Regions from separate parts of the Homo sapiens genome. Here region 2 is linked to region 1. A link is a loop called in an ENCODE intact Hi-C map of the cell type or tissue named here. Cell type or tissue: PC-3. All regions are shown on one strand. Each heading gives the region's core, and the rest is flanking DNA. Links, peaks and the distances in the headings are about the cores only.

The links. Peaks named below come from ENCODE experiments on the same cell type or tissue, not always from the same donor. Only the 100,000 strongest peaks of a DNase experiment are listed, where the experiment ranks them.
Region 2: it touches region 1 in a loop (2.4-fold over the local background); 2 of 110 quality-filtered maps call a loop at or near these places.

The regions. Positions count from the first base shown.
Region 1 is chr12:89,467,815-89,476,156 of GRCh38, forward strand. POC1B-DUSP6 (POC1B-DUSP6 readthrough) reads right to left here. Exons shown (of 11, transcript NR_189589.1): 5 at 4,354-4,461; 6 at 3,800-3,915; 7 at 2,547-2,680. It overlaps POC1B (POC1 centriolar protein B), which reads right to left. Exons shown (of 12, transcript NM_172240.3): 5 at 4,354-4,461; 6 at 3,800-3,915; 7 at 2,547-2,680. Among named protein-coding and RNA genes, the nearest start is that of GALNT4, 53 kb to the right of the region's middle. RefSeq lists a silencer at 3,090-3,209. In PC-3, for the core only: a CTCF peak has its summit at 3,111 (motif pointing right); DNase peaks (open chromatin) are centred at 1,697, 7,107 and 7,967; H3K4me3 peaks cover 505 bases; H3K27ac peaks cover 3,953 bases.
Region 2 is chr12:89,260,833-89,269,174 of GRCh38, forward strand. No RefSeq gene overlaps it. Among named protein-coding and RNA genes, the nearest start is that of DUSP6, 87 kb to the right of the region's middle. RefSeq lists silencers at 1,186-1,386, 3,166-3,366. In PC-3, for the core only: no CTCF peak of the experiment used is centred there; no DNase peak of the experiment used is centred there; H3K27ac peaks cover 606 bases.

The DNA of each region.
Region 1 (8,342 bases), core at 1-8,000:
TCAGTTGCTAGCAACTAATGCTGGCAGAGTGAAGATAATCAAAGAATCAACCCAATCATATTAAAACACAAATAAATGATACTAAAAAAATACTAAAAATTAATTAAAAAAATAACTTTTTTCTCCTTTCAAGAAAAGCTTTTACATATGTAAGTTCATAAGAATTTCTGTTAAGATTTTCTGGCTTTGGACTCTGTATTCAACCAATCACTAGCAGAAACTGAATGATAAATATGTAGGTAATGGGAATGAGGCTATTTACATGAAGTCCATTTCCTGACCAATGGGCTTCACTGAGTTCCCCCTTCATGTAGGCAACCATAAACCACTAAAAGTTTAAAGAGCAGAACACAGATAGGAGGAGAGCTGTGAATGATTAAAATCAGTATCACAATTCTGAGAAAGATGAATTGGAGTAAGATGCTTGGTTGGAGGCCAGTTAGGAAGTTCCTGTAATTATCTAGGTGAGAGGTAATGAAAACCTGAAATTGAGCAGTTACTGCGGAGTTGGACAAGACTGTGCTTGGCACAGTCACAAGATGGATAGCCTCTAGGTCAATTTTTCAGTCCAGATAAGAGTAAGTATTTCTTATCTCAAAAATATTAATATATACCATATGTTTTTAATATGTCCTTAATCTGTACAAGAAAAGTTTTAGGGAAAAACATCTTGTATTTTCCCAAGTAGACTATCCCACAGATTTAGTTTATAATATTAATAGCTTCATAAACACCTTTACTTCCAGACTAAAATTCCATCTTCATGTAGTGTTTTCCTACTGAAAGACTGTGTTTATCTTTTTTCCCTATTATTTTGTACTTTTTTCATGGATATTTCAATCCTTGGCCACTTTTATTTGTTATGTTTATTCAGCCTAAATCCATGGATATGCATATATTTAAGCTGGTTAGTATTTATTTCTGCTTTACCCTAACACCACTGCAGAATAAATGATAACGCAAAGCAGGAAGCCAGGCAGAACCTGTGAAAAAGAAACTCTTCTCTTCTAGACCACAAGGCTCATTCTATTTCTAGATATAAACAGCTTATACTTGTTAAAAGGAAGTACCTCAAAAAAAAAAAGAGGATGCATTCTAAAAAATTCAGAGAAGTTTGAATATTGTCTGGAAGAAAAGACTAGTTTATATACTCAAAAAAATTTATCTAGGCTGGGCACAGTGGCTTACACTTGTAATCCCAGCACTTTGGGAGGCCAAGGCAGGCAGATTACCTGAGGTCAGGAGTTCAAAACAAGCCTGGCCAACATGGTGAAACCTTGTCTCTTCTAAACAAACAAACAAACAAAAAATTAGCTGGGCGTGGTGGTGCGCCTGTACAGAAGGCTGAGGTAGGAGAATCACTTGAACCCAGGAGGCAGAGGTTACAGTGAGCCGAGATTGTGCCACTGCACTCCAGCCTGGGTGACAGACTAAGAATCCATCTCAAAAATAAAGAAATAATAAATTTAAAAAATTGATCTATATGCCAGGGAGGGATCTTTGAACAGGCTCAATAAAAGGCACCCCTCTTACCTACTTGGTTCTAAACCAATTGAGAAATAAGACAAAGGAATACAGCACATAAGAATCGAAATATCACCTTTCTTTCTAATAAATGCTTGTAAAAAGAGAATGTGGCTTTTATGTGTAACACAAATAGGCTTTCTAGAACGGATGCCCAGAATGAGTCACAGGCAACACTAGACAAGGGCAGGTCTCCCCACAAGGAATATCAGAGAAAAACAGTGAAGAATGGCTACTCCCAAAGGCAGGAGAGTAGAAGGTGTTAGGCTGTGCTTACCCAATTTCTCCTAAACCCACCAACAAATTAGCAGAAGGAGTGAGGGAGAGGTGTGAGAGGCTGGGTGTCAGGGCTAAGCGGGACAGCCTCCACATGAAGGAAGGATCTGAAGTATGGAATCTACTTACCCATCACCATTTACCCAGTCAATCTATACAACATACTGATAAAGACAGCAGGAGAAGATTCATTTAATGGCCATTGAAAGATACACATTGATTTTGATAAGAATTACAACAAATAATATTTCTTTTTTTCTTCCATTTTTTTTTTTTGACAGTCTTGCTCTGTTGCCGGGCTGGAGTGCAGTGGTGCAATCTCAGCTCACTGCAGCCTCCCCCTCCTGGGTTCAAGTGATGCCCCTGCCTTAGCCTCCCAACCAAGTAGCTTGGATTACAGGCATGTGCCACCACACCTGGCTAATTTTTTGTATTTTAGTAGAAATGGGGTTTCATCATGTTGGCCAAGATGGTCTCGATCTCCTGACCTCAGGTGATCTGCCCGCCTCAGCCTCCCAAAGTGTTGGGATTACAGGCGTGAGCCACCACGCCCAGCCACAAATAATATTTCTAAGAGTTGCTTCCAGAGGATAAAAACAGCCTTGGAAGTAAAAAAATTTTATGATAGCAGCAATGTGTGCTATGTCTGGAAAAACAATAAAGGGACATAAAAATGGATCAGAAATTTAAAATATATATTATTTTATATTTTTATATATAAAAAGCAAGAATCTGAGTGTTAATACCGTATGTCCTTGAAGTGTATAGATGAGCCTTCCTTCTAAGAGGTCCAGAATCTTAAGGGTACCATCTGAAGAAGCTGTGATGAGATAGTTACCCGAAGGATGGAATGATATGCAATTAACTCCACCGCTGTGAACTGATTTGTAGAAAATAAAAGCAAAAAGTTCAGAGAACAATTCTTACTTTTGAAGATACCCCAGTGCCTTATTAGCAATAGGTTGTAAACAAGAGCACTGTTTCCACAACAACAAAACTCTATATGGCTCACTAAAACGAGTATTTTGGCATCACATAGCTCTAAGCTTCCAGTTAGAGAGCCAGAATAACTTTAAAAATGAGACTGTGTCACGGAAAGGTAATCTTATTGACCACATTACTATAAATTCTTTGGATATATTGCCAATAAAACTGACAGTTAATCATCACCAGCTCAGATAGGGTATATAACCTAGTCTCAAATTAAAGGTAATAACTAATTAGTGGCTTGGGATTAAAGGGAGAAAAGTGTGGAGACAGTTTGAAACGGGCACAGTCCTGCCATCATGCTTGAGACTTTGTCTCCAGACAGTATCCTTCCAACAGGAGGCAGTATAACACAATGATCAAAAGTTAATTTTTCTATGCACTGTGTAAGCAGGAAGACCTAAGTAGTTCTATTGATTCTTTGAGCAAGTTAATTACCCTATTTAAATCTCAATTTCCTTATCTTAAAAATGTGAGTAATAATGATACCTCCTAGGAATATTGTTTAGATTTGGCACAGTGTCTGCTACATAGTAAACACTGGAAAAGCTACTATGTTTAATAATCATTTCGATTTAATATAAATCCAATATAAACCAAGAAAATTCACTTCTCTTTTAGTTCAATATCAATACATAGGCATAGTAGGTAGTTGTTTTCTACCAGTTATAACACCTATTTGTGCTCACGTAACTCCCTGTGATTCAGAATTCAGTCATTTCTATCCTGACTTCTCACACAATGCTGATAACCAGAATTTGAAAATCTCATAGCAACTTCTTTTTTTTTCTTTAAACCAGCCCTCACATCATTTTTAAGGTCTCTTCACTTCCTGCTGTCCTTGAGCTTCTGAGACCCTGCTGTTGATGGGAGCTAATTATACTATTCTCTAGCCTGTTCCAAGGCAGCCCATGACCCCAAGTAAGACAGCCAAACCACACCAACAAGGAGAATCAGTCCTTCCAAAAGGAGTCCATTCGGTAACTGAATTTTTTGTTAGGAAAATTGTTACCTTGGTAATGCTGTAGTAATTTGTTCACTCTTACATCCCAGACTTTCACAGTTTGATCAGAACCTGCTGAAGCTATGCATGTACCACTAGGGTTAAAGTCCACAAAATTTGCAAATCTAGGAGGAAAGAATAAGATGACCTAATATTTCAATTTCTTTTTTTTTTTTTTTTGAGACGGAATCTCACTCTTGTCACCCAGGCTGGAGTGCAGTGGCGCAATGTCAGCTCACCGCAACCTCCGCCTCCTGGGTTCAAGTGATTCTTCCACCTCAGCCTCCCGAGTAGCTGGAATTACAGGCACATATCACCATGCCCAGGTAATTTTTGTATTTTTAGTGGAGACAGGGTTTCACTATGTTGGTCAGGCTGGTCTCAAACTCCTGACCTCAGGTGATCCGCCTGCCTCAGCCTCCCGAAGTGCTGGCATTACAGGCGTGAGCCACTGCACCCGGCCATATTTCAATTTCTTTACTCATTTATTTATTTAAATTGTTATAATCAAACGTCTCCTTAGAAAACTAACCCACATAAATGCACAAAGAAAGTGTACTTACCCAACGGAATCTGAGAAGTTATTAACACATTGCTTATTTGTGGTATCCCAAATTTTAATAGTTTTATCCTCACTACATGACACAATTAGTCTTCCATCGGGTGAAAATCTAGAAAGAAGAAGAAAGAAGATGTTTTATGTGAAAGGCTCTGGAGAGTCACCACCTCACCTCTACACCACAAATAAACCAGGCTGTAAATATTAAATACCAGAGACCACTGTTACCATCCCATGCAGTAAAGTCATATTCTGCAGCCAAGATCTTCATCATGACAAACAACACTGACAGACCATTAAAAGGTCAAAATATGCTATGTAGACTAACCAAGTTGCTTTTTTCCTTTTATTCTTTTATTAAAATAATTTTGGTTTTATTGCATCTGCTTTGGGGTTTTGATTCAATTCTGTACTCACTCTAAGCCAAGTGCCTTGTATTTTTAAAAGAACTCTCTTCTATTTCTGTCACTTGCCAGCATTATCCATATGATTCAAGAGAGAGCCTTTATTACTCATCCGACCAAGCTTGCAGTGAAACTTTTTGTAAGAAAAGGAATGGTGTGTTGAGAATTAAAATTAAGTGACATCACCAACAAAAGAACCTAACTGCCCATGCCTGTAACTTCCTGGACTTGGGGAGGCCAGAGAGCTCCAATGGACTGAAAATAGGACAATTCATTTATACAGAACAGAACAGAAGTTCCTTCATGGAGAAATCTATCATCCACACGCCCCATTAAAAAGCAAATGAGAAAAATCTCAGACATCTTGTCTGCTGTTTTATGCTGTCTATTCCTTTAATATCCTTCCCAAGGTTCTTTTTTTATTGTTTGGCCACAATGCCTTTTAAATATAAACAGAAAAGCAGAAGACCACAGAGAAAATAAAAACAAATTTTAGACTATTAGAAAACTATGAATAGTATTTTTATTATTAATATTTTCACAGTAACAAAAACCAAAAAAGACAGATTTGGGTCACAGACTATATTTCAATTTTATTTGTAGTTTCCCTCTATGCCCACAGTAAAGATTACTATGAGTCATCAATTAAGGGTGTGGAATATAATTGAAGATTTTTCTTTTTGTTCTCTCCCTACTCCCATTCTTAAGGCTGACCTAAAATTAATTCTTTGTGACAGAAACTTTGCATCTGGCGTTCACAGATTCACACAGAAAAAAGGCACAAAGAAGTTCCATGTGAAATAATATTTAAAAATCAAGAAGTCTGGGTGCAGTGGCTCATGCCCGTAATCCCAGCACTTTGGGAGGCTGAGGCAGGCGGATCACCTGAGGTCAGGAGTTCGAGACCAGCCTGGCCAACAGGGTGAAACCCTGCCTCCACTAAAATAGCCAGGCATAGTGGCAGGTGCCTGTAATCCCAGCTACTCAGGAGGCTGAGGCAGGAAAACCACCTGAACCCAGGAGGCAGAGGTTGCAGTAAGCTGCGATTGTGCCACTGCACTCCAGCTTGGGCGACAGAGCAAGACTCGCCTCAGAAAAGAAAAAAAAAAAAAAAAAAAAGTCAAGAAAATAACCTTTCAAGGAAAAATTTTCCATGCTGGGTAGTTTACCCTGATTTTACAGTAAGTAAAAATTTATTAATATTTTCTTTCAGAAAATGTGAGAAAGATTCAAATCTGAAGGGCAGTATTATAAAAAGGCTCCAAACAGAGGAAGCTTATTATATATAGAACCTGGGGAAAAAAACCTACTCAGTATCCCCACGGATAAACTTGGCATAATAATTATAAAAAACTGGCCAGGCGCGGTGGCTCATGCCTGTAATCCCAGCAGTTTGGGAGGCCGAGGCAGGCGGATCACCTGAGGTCAGGAGTTTGAGACCAGCCTGGACAACATGGTGAAACCCCATGTCTACTAAAAAATACAAAAATTAGTGGGGCATGGTGGCAGGTGCCTGTAATCCCAGCTACTTAGGAAGCTGAGGCAGGAGAATTGCTCGAACCCGGGAGGCAGAGGTTGCAGTGAGCCGAGATTGCACCACTGCACTCTAGCCTGGGTTACAGAGTAAGACTCTGTCTCAAAAGGAAAAAAAAAAAACCTGTAAAAAACTAATGCAAGGGATCAAATTGTCTTACTTACTAAGCTTCTTTTTAAAAAATATTACTTAATGTGACTATGTTAAGTGACCAAAATATTTCTATGAGAGGACTTAACTCTTACATTTCAAGAAAGCAATTATGGAGAAAAATATTTAATAAAATGAAATGCTTAGATAATAACAAAATATAGAAGTACTTACCCTATGACATCAACCAAATACTACCACCACCATCACATCATTATCCTACCCACATTCCTTGAGCACATGTGTCCTAGAACGGTTATTAACACATTACATGTAGCAACTCATTTAATTTTCAGCATAACCCAGTAAAACAGGTGCTACTGCTTGTCTCAATTTACAGTGAAGAAACAGAGGCACATAAAGGATAAGTAACTGCCAGTGTTATCAGGTCAGTGGGGAGAGGGGTCTGGATTTGAATCAGGCAGTTGTTTCCACAGCCAAATCTCTGAACCACTCTGCTTAAGTCTGACAAAAAGGAAAGTGTCTTCTACTGGCCCAAATTACTTAGAGCACTGGAAGTTCTGTGTGGCTTCTGTGTAAACAACAGAAGGTTCTAAAGTGGAGAGGAACCACGAGGCAGTGCTGTTAGGAGGCTATACACCATCCTTGAATAAACATCTGTGTGTGTTGCCATAAGCTGTAGGTAAAACAGACATGGTCCCTGTCCTTGTGGAGTTTGTGGGAAAAATTTTCACCCACTGATTCATTCAAAGATTCCCTGAGCACTTGTCAGTACCTGGCACTGGGCACTGCTGTGGGTAGTAGGAATATAGCTGTGAATGAGACTGGCAAGATCCCTGCCCTTATGAGGCTTTTGTTCTAGGGAGAAGGGAGGGCACACAAAAAACATAATTTTAGAAAGTGATAGGAAAAAGGGTTGTTAACAAAACAGGTGCCAATTTGTTACCAGAAGCTCCATAGAGGAAACAGGATTTTAAAGAAACTTGCAAATGAGGAAAAGTGTTATCTTGGTCAGCTAAAAGTGCCTCCTGAGCAGGAGGGCCCATAGCTGGGAGAAATTTCCCAGAGCAAAATAAATGAAGGGATGTGAACCTCGAATGAGTTAAAGTACAGGCAGTGGCTGGGAAGAACCTGGTGCCAGAAGGAGGCGAGGTTTCTACCATCAACTTAACAGAAACTAAAGGGGACTGAGGTTAAGGCCTTCCCCCTGCTCTGGTCACTGCATTATAATCCTGCATATGCTCTCTGTATGTGTTTTTTTGCATTTGAGGTGGCTGAAAGTGAGAATGATGATTTCTATTTCCTCCTCCTCCCTTTTATTTTTAATTAGATACATCAAAAATAGGTTAGCACCAATAAAACAGGCTTCTCTTTGCCTTGACTTTGATTAGGAAAGGTTAGTCCTTTATCGTCAGGGCTCAAATAACATCTAACTAGACTTTTAAGAATTTAAAGAGGATATAAAATTTCTACTAAGACATTAATAGATTTCTGACTCTCTTAATTTAGTACCACCCAACTGCCTTTAAAAACGTCTACAAAGTGTGTCACCAAGATGAATATTACATTAGTCAATAGTGACTACTGGATCAGCAAACATGGACATTCGAGAGTTTAAGAGGCATATGAGAAGTTAGCTGAACTACTACTGAATTCCTTAAACTTTACTGGTATTCACTCAAAAGAATGAGGGAATTCTTTTTTTTTTTTTTTTTTTTTTTTGAGACAGGGTCACCCAGGCTGGAAAGCAGTGGTGCAATCTCGGCTTATTTCAGCCTCGACCTCCAGGGCTCAGGTGATCATCCCACCTTAGCCTCCCAAATAACTGGGATTACAGGCTTGTGCCACCTTGCACGGCGAAGTTTTGTAATTTTTGTAGAGACAGGGTTTCGCCATGTTGCCCAGGCTGGTCTTGAACCCCTGGGCTCAAGCAATCCTCCTGCC
Region 2 (8,342 bases), core at 297-8,296, 210 kb before region 1:
AACCATAATATTAAAGGACCTTCTTGAATTTAAATCATCTGATACCAGGTTATGACTTCAACCCCAAGCAGACATGCCCTGGAGAGTTAAGAGACATTTTCAAAGTTTCAAAGACAAAGAAGGCTTCTAACCTGCTCACAGTTAGCCATTACATGCTACCAAGGACTGTTTAATTGGGACTGCCACTCTCAATTAGCCAGTGACAAGTGAATATAAGAGTGAAGAACCAAAATTAGGTACACATGTTACCAATTATTTCCATTAGGGATTATAATGAAATTGTACATTTTGCTTTGGTTTTTCTTTCTTCTCTAGCTCTAACAAGTTATATAAATTAAACTAGTGAGGGAGCAGAGCTTATAGATAACTTTGTCCTTCAAAGTGAGAAAGAACCACATTCATGGAAACTCCTGCAGCTCTTCAACTATGATATTCCATTCTGACCTCAGCATTTGCTCTACAGTGGAGCTTATCCAAATTTCATCTGAGGGCCTCAAGCATAACCAGATGAGGCTCTTTGTGATCCAAACATAGGGTTACTCCTCTTTTCTTCCCCTCTTGTTTACTAAAAAGCAAGAGTATTCAGTTTCTCTTTATGATTCACTAGGTTTCTGACTGGTAGTCCTTCAAAGAGTATTTTACTGGGGTGATAGAAGGGGAAAGGAGGGAAGGGCTGTATACAGTGATGATGCACTAAGCTAAAAAAAACCTTCAGCTTAGATATGCATTTGGAGCTGGTTTAAATAGCCATCCCCCAGAATTGCACTTCAAATTTGAATTTTCTGGTCCTGACAGCTTTAAAATTTATATTTAAATTTGTGTGTTTAAAGATATATATTTAAATGTACATATATATTTAAATATAGATTATTTTTAAATTTTTGGAATGTGCCAAGCACTTTATATAAATTGAGCATGAATTAAAGATAGATTTTAAAGAAAATGTATACCTGAATGTGACTTAATTACCATTAAATATTAACCTGTTTCCTATTTTCATTTGTAGTAAAAAAGAACTGCAAGAATCCAGATATATTTGGAAACTGTAATTTTTTTCATTGTAAACATCATCCAACTTTTTTAGAATCCATTGAAACAATCATCTTACTGTGGTTGTGCTTCTGGTAGGTTGACAGGTTACAAGACACTAAGGGAGTCTGTATGACTTTAAACTCTTCCACAGATCAGGGTAATACTATAATACGCAGCTGATTCTAAAGTTAAATCACTTCCCATGACAGGAACTTCTTACACCTGTCAAAAGCGTGAAGAATTTGAGTCTCCCAGTTATGGGTGGGGTCGAATCAAGTCATGCCTTTTCTCAAGCACAGAAACAGGAGTCTGAAAACTTTTTCTGTAAGAGCCAGGATAGTACGACTGCTGCTACAACTACTCAACTCTGCCACCATTGTAGTGAAAGCAGCCACAGGCAAAAATGTTACACCATTTGTGTAAACAAATGGATGTGGCTGTACTCCAGTAAAACTTTATTTACTAACACAGACTACAGGCTATATTTGGCTCTTGGGGTCATAGTTTGCCAATCCCTGTTTTAGCTTCCAAGCCTCTGATTCTTTTAGCCTTCCATTTCACCTTCCCAGAAAATAAAGAGACTTTGATGTTAAAGAACATGAGTTTAGAATAGAAGGAAATGATTTAGAATCATTTGGGGAACTTGACAAAAATATTGATTCATAGGCCCTACCCTCAAATTTTCATTTAGTAAATCTTACGTGGGTCCCAGAAATGTGAATTTTCTTAAAGCTCCCCCAGTGATTCTGATTCTAAGTCAGCTTTGTGATTCTCTGTTCTAGATAATGGCCCCAGCTTCTGCCATAACTTTATAACATTAGGAATATCACCTTTTATATTAGTCAGCGTAATTAATGCTAGCTGCTGCAACAGCAAGCCCCAAATATCAGTAGCTTAGCCTAGTAAAAATGTATTTCTGTCCCATATCACCTTCTCTTATTTCATACCTATGCCATATAGAACTCTTGGAAAAAAGAAATAGAGAAGGAACTAGAGGTTTTAGATGTCCTAGCACAAAAGCAACACACATGGTACTTCTGCTCACATTTCACCAGCCTAATGAAAACCGTTCATATGGTTTCAACCTAACTGCAAGGGAGGCTGGGGAAAGGAAAGGAGCACAATACCATCAATATTTGGTGAGCTCAAACAGATCACCTGACATGTTTGTATCTGACTCCTCATCTGCCAATCTGGGATAGCATCTGCCTCCTTTAGACCACACAGAAAGAGCAGATGTTCAAAACATGGTTGACCACTAATTAAACTCTGAACAATAGACAGCTTAATGCCCAAAACTATTCCTTATACCTAGCTTTTTGCAAAAATTAGGTTCCTGAAACTCTGGAATGTAATAAATTTGTGTTAATCAAATTAGGTCTTTTTTTAATTAACAAGAAATTCATTATGCAAAACTGGGGCTGTTGTTCTATCTGGCTTCTACAATGGATACACACTGATAGGTGTGTTGACAAAAGGAAACCGCAATTAGCAGATGTATAAATTGTCCTTATGTTTGCAGTTACAAAGGTTGAATGTTGGTCTTAGTAATACTGTGTGCATCCTTGATACACTGCAGTGGAAGATTAAGAAGAAATGTAGAAATTGCCAGTTCCAATCTAGCAGCCAGAGCAGCCAATTCCCAGTTCTCAGAGATGGGGGGAAATACCTGAATGGGAGGCAACTTCTTAACTATTTAGAGACATAGATATCATTTCAAAAGTTATCACCCTTTTTTAAAAAATCAAGGTAGGGGATGAGGAGACGCCCTCCACCAAAAATAAAAAATAATGTTATAGTGTTGTAGATCCTTAAGCTCTTAAGAGAGACAATAGGGATTTCTGCTAAAGTAGGACAGATTTCTGTTAGAAGTTTTTTAAAAATTTCTCAATATTTAGGAAGGTTTTCGTTCCCCACACAGAAACTAAGATAGCATATGAAACTTGACCGAGGAAGGTTTAGGGCTTTGGGAGGAAGAACTAATGAAGTACTTATGAAAATCACAATTTCATTTACCAATGATGACATGGTCTAGAATTGCCCACATACATGATCTGCTTATTCAAGGTCAAAATAAATGCTAATCAATAAAAGGTATTGTCCTCCAGGGCACAGCACTTAGCATAACCTGTGATCTTAAATACTACACAAGAATGGTTTTCTTTAACAGACCTGAGTGTTATAACCAAGTAAACTTGCTACGTAAGTCCTGCCTCTTAACCTTTCATCTCAGGGCCTGTATCTGAGACCTTTGTTTATTAACCTGATAACTCTCCCGCCACAGTTTATCTTGCAAGTGATAGAGCAGTCTCAATATTTCCTAGTAACCAGCCATTTCGGAGAAAGCACAAAACGTTTGTTCAGCCAACATGGTAGTGTCTGGCTGTCTGGCCATCTCCAAGGGGATCTTGGCTTATGTACAACTATAGATATGACAAAGCTGTCTATAATAATTTTAACTGTTGGATGCATTATCTCAATGCTGAAAACCCCTTCATAATTGTACAAACACATAAAACCTGGCAAATAAACTACCTTTTTAAATATAGTGGAATTATCTCTTATCCATTCACCACGGAACTAAATGTAACAAATAACTGTTATAGCACCACAGCATACAACCAGTGGCTTCCTCAGAAACTTCAATCCAATACCTTTTAAAGAAAATAAAACAAGATTTCTAGAGTATTAAACTGGAAGAATATATTTATTCATGTGGTAAGAGTGGTGTTGGGAGGAAGAAAAGGGTTGTACCTTCTTTAGAATACTACATGTCTATAGACTCGGAATCTCATCATTACCAAAAGCTTATATACAAGATTTATTTCCAATAGAAAACAGGTCAATAGCCTTCCCATAGATAAGGACTTGAAACTGTGAGCAATTATCTAATAAAAGCTTTTAAACTAAATTGCTAATTAAGGTGAATTTAATATGCATATCAGGCAGGAATGAGGAGCGTGTAATTTATGTATCACAAAGCCTAGAACAAGTATATTACAATTCAGTAGTTTAGAGATATTATTTTTTGATTAAAGTATATTACAAACAAATGCCCTTTCCCCTGATTTCAAGATCAACAGGAAGACATTGAGATTTTACCACTTTCTTAAGGCCATTGGTTTCATAAGTTACAGAAATTTAGAGCAGAAGTGATCTTAAGGGATTATCTAAAAACTGCTTCATTTTACAGATGAAGAAAGTGATGCCCAGAAAGGTTAAAGAACTTGTGCAAAGAACAAAATCCAGGCAAGACTTCTCTGGGCTCTACTCTTACATCCTCCATTTTCCAGCTGCACATAAATAGCAAAGGTTGGTTTTCCACATAAGCTTTGGGGAACTGTAACTAGAAAGATATTTGAATGATAGGCATTCATAAGCACTCCTAAAGGAAGCAAGAATTGTTAGCTTTGAAATAACACAACCGCTGTTCTCAAGTGCTGAATGACAACTTTTTGCTCATCTGTTAAAATTTAGTTGCTGTAGGCCGGGCGCAGTGGCTTACGCCTGTATTCCCAGCACTTTGGGAGGCCAAGGCAGGTGGATCACGAGGTCAGGGGTTCAAGACCAGCCTGGCCAAGATAGTGAAACTCCTTGTCTACTAAAAATGCCAAAAAAAATTATCCAGGTGTGGTGGCAGGCCTCTGTAACCTCAGCTACTTGAGAGGCTGAGGCAGAGAATTGCTTGAACCCGGGAGGCAGAGGTTGCAGTGAGCCGAGATCATGCCACTGCACTCCAGCCTGGGTGACAGAGCGAGACTCCATCTCAAAAAAAAAAAAAAAATGTAGTTGCTGTAAAAATAACAAACATTTTTCACTTGTCCCTAACTCATCTTGTTAACAGTGACAAATGACTCATTGAGAAATGACTTTTAACAGCTTCCAATTGCCTGATGAATTTTTATAACTGCCTTTTACTGGGTCAAGGAGCAGCCATGTGTAACCCTTTGGGGCCATTATTGGGTACAAACTCTGTGGCAATCGCACTTGCTATATCATTCATTCAGTTGATAAGCCAGAGGGATCAAAGTTAACATGCTCACACTTAGTACACCTCATCCCCCGAAGGAAAGAGAAATGCCTGCCCTTGGCTTCAATGAAAAACACGTAAGAGAACATGTAGGTGGATAGGAACAACATTAGCAATACTATAGCACAATCCCAAGAGCATGACAAGAGGCCCCTTGCACTATTATATCCATATACAAAAGTCCACATATATATTTCTAAAGAAAGGTACAAAATAGAATCCTTTGCATCGTAATACTTTAGAGCTCAGACAAAAATCCACTTCTCCTGATATCTATTCTAATGTTCTCTCCTTTATACTCATAGATCATAATGACTCATTAAAACTTCCAGCAAGCTTGTGTGTTAAAATAATCTTTTTTTTTTTTTTTTTGAGACAAGAGTCCCCCACTGTCACCCAGGCTGGAGTGCAGTGGTGCGATCTCAGCTCATTGCAACCTCCGCCTCCCGGGTTCAAGTGATTCTCCTGTCTCAGCCTCCCCAGTAGCTGGGATTATAGGCACATGCCATGCTACCCTGCCTGACTAATTTTTGTATTTTTAGCAGAGATGGGGTTTCACCATGTTGACCAGGCTGGTCTTGATCTCTTGACCTCAAGTGATTTGTCTGCCTCGGCCTCCCGAAGTGCTGGGATTGCAAGCGTGATCCACCACACCCGACCTAAAATAATCTTATGTGATGGCAACTTTTAGATTCCTAATTGTAGGTATTCTAATCTAATTCTAATCTATTCTTTTTTTGTTTTGTTTTTTTGAGACGGAGTCTTGCTTTGTCATCCAGGCTGGAGTGCAATGGCGCGATCTCTGCTCACTGCAACTTCCGCCTCCCGGGTTCAAGCGATTCTCTTGCCTCAGCCTTCCAAGTGGCTGGGATTACAGGCACCTGCCACCACGCCCGGTTACTTTTTGTATTTTTAGTAGAGACAGGGTTTCACTGTGTTGGCCAGGCTGGTCTCGAACTCCTGACCTCGTGATCCACCCGCCTTGGCCTCCCAAAGTGCTGGGATTACAGGCGTGAGACACCGCGCCTGGCCAATGCTAATCTATTCTTAAAGATTCTCTTTGTGAAAAGAACTATTGTGGCTTACTACTATAACTTCTCCTTTTTTTCTCTTCACTAAAAAACTAATTTAAAACGGAGTGACTAATTTATTGCTGTGCTCAATTGTGTTAATAATGCCTGAACTAAAATAAAAATTGCTTTGTCAGGGTGGAGGAAATATGAAAAAAATATTTTTAATTTTCTTTCATAACGTTTTAAAGTTGCTCTCATAATGATGAACTTTTGAAAAATTACTTATGCTCTCACTTTGAAAATTATTACAGGGTCTTTCTAAGGAAAAAGGAGGACCTGAATTTAAGAGTAACCTTGAGTTAAAAAGAAAAAGCAAAGTGATAAGATCAAAGGCAAAATTAGCCCTAAGGACTTCAGGTTCTCTGAAAAATTTGTTCTCTTCCCAAACATCAGTTAGAATAAAGCAGATGTACTGTTCTTTAGTCAGCCGGATACAATCAAAGCATTACCTTCTATATCAATGGAACAAGAATTTCCATAAATTATTAAGGACAGCCTATTTGGACTGAAGGTCAAAGACGCCCTTTTTAAAAGTATGTTTGCACTTCAGTTAGTACAGTTTTCTCTTTTTCATTTGCAGAAAGTAAGTGGTTAAAACTATAATGCTGAAGAAAAATGTCCTCCTGAGTCACAAAGCTAAGAATGTCTAGAGCCACTTCCGAATATAAGTTTTTTCTGGAGATTTATACCTCTGCTGATTCACAACTTCCCAAACACTGAGAGGATGAGGGGGGGAAAGGTAGCCGCCTCTTCCAGTTAACTATAAAATGTATTTTTTAAAAATCATATGGTCTTTAGAAATGTGAAAGCAGTTGGGCTCTTTATATTTACAGAAATTAAGATTTCCCCCACTTAAATATATTTTTATATGAGTTACTTATTGGGTAGGGGAAGATAGCACTGTGGAGGGAAGAGAATATTCCTTCTCATTTGATATTTTTAAGAATCACAAAGACAAACGGCAAACTAAGTTGCACAATGAAAGATCATCCCAACTGATGAGCTAAACTTACAAAGTGTGAACCAAAGAAATGAATGACAACTGGCAAAAAGATCCAACTGTGATGGACTCTTAGACACACAGACTAGTTACATGAATATAATGCTGTTTTCTTTACCAGCAACAATTTCTCTCAAGGATAAGAAAAAGGGAAACACACATTAACACAGGATCTGCTGTGCCAGAGGCTTTGCTGAGGTTTTACTGGACACCTTTAAACCTCAGTGTAAGCCTGCAATGGCTCCCATTTTATAAGGATAAGAAAGGCCCAAACAGAGATGAGGGTAACAACATGTACTAACTACCTACTACGTGCATTCATTCAACAAATATTAATTAATTGATGTATTCATTAAGTCCACCTGGAGTCAGGAAAATTAAAAAATATCCTGTTTCCTGAAAACTAAATTGACAAATCTAAAATGGCTTGGAGACATCAGGACAAAGGGAACACTAAACACCCATTTCAGTTTACCAGCGCTAGCAGCAGGGATGATTGACATGCACGGAATAGAGGACAATGATCTAATTGCTCAGAATCCATATGTTTGTGTGAAACCATCTAGCATTCTGCGCTGTCCAAGACAGTAATCGCTAGCAATATGTAGCAATTTAATTTAAACTTAAATTAGTTAAAAACTCAGGGAAGTTAAAACTTTAGTTCCTCGGTCACAGTAGCTACACATCAAGTGCTCAATAGCCACTTCAGACAAGTGGCTACTGTAATGGACAGTGCAGATATAGAACACACCACCATCACAGAATGTCCTATTGGATAGCACTGTTGGATTCTAAACATCCTAAATCAGATAAGGAATTTAACATATACTCTTGATTCAGAGGGCTTTTTTTTTAAAATACTACTTTACATTTATATAGCACTTCATGATTTTCCAAAGACTGAAAAGGAGTATTTATCTGATCCATGCTAAAATTATACTCCTACTATGGTGAAGGAACTTGGAATTTAGAGAAGTTATGTGACTGACAAGGTCATATATTAGTATCCAAGAGCAGAGAAGATAATCTCAGTCTCCTAGTTCAGCATTTTCAGAGCAGAGTGAAAATATAATCACTCAGAAGTCCAACACAGCTTTGAATCTCATCTTCAATACAGACCAGTTGTATGACGTGGAACAAGTATTTAGCATTCTGGGCTTCAGTTTCCTCATCTGAAAAACTGGGATGATAATGACAACTCCACAGA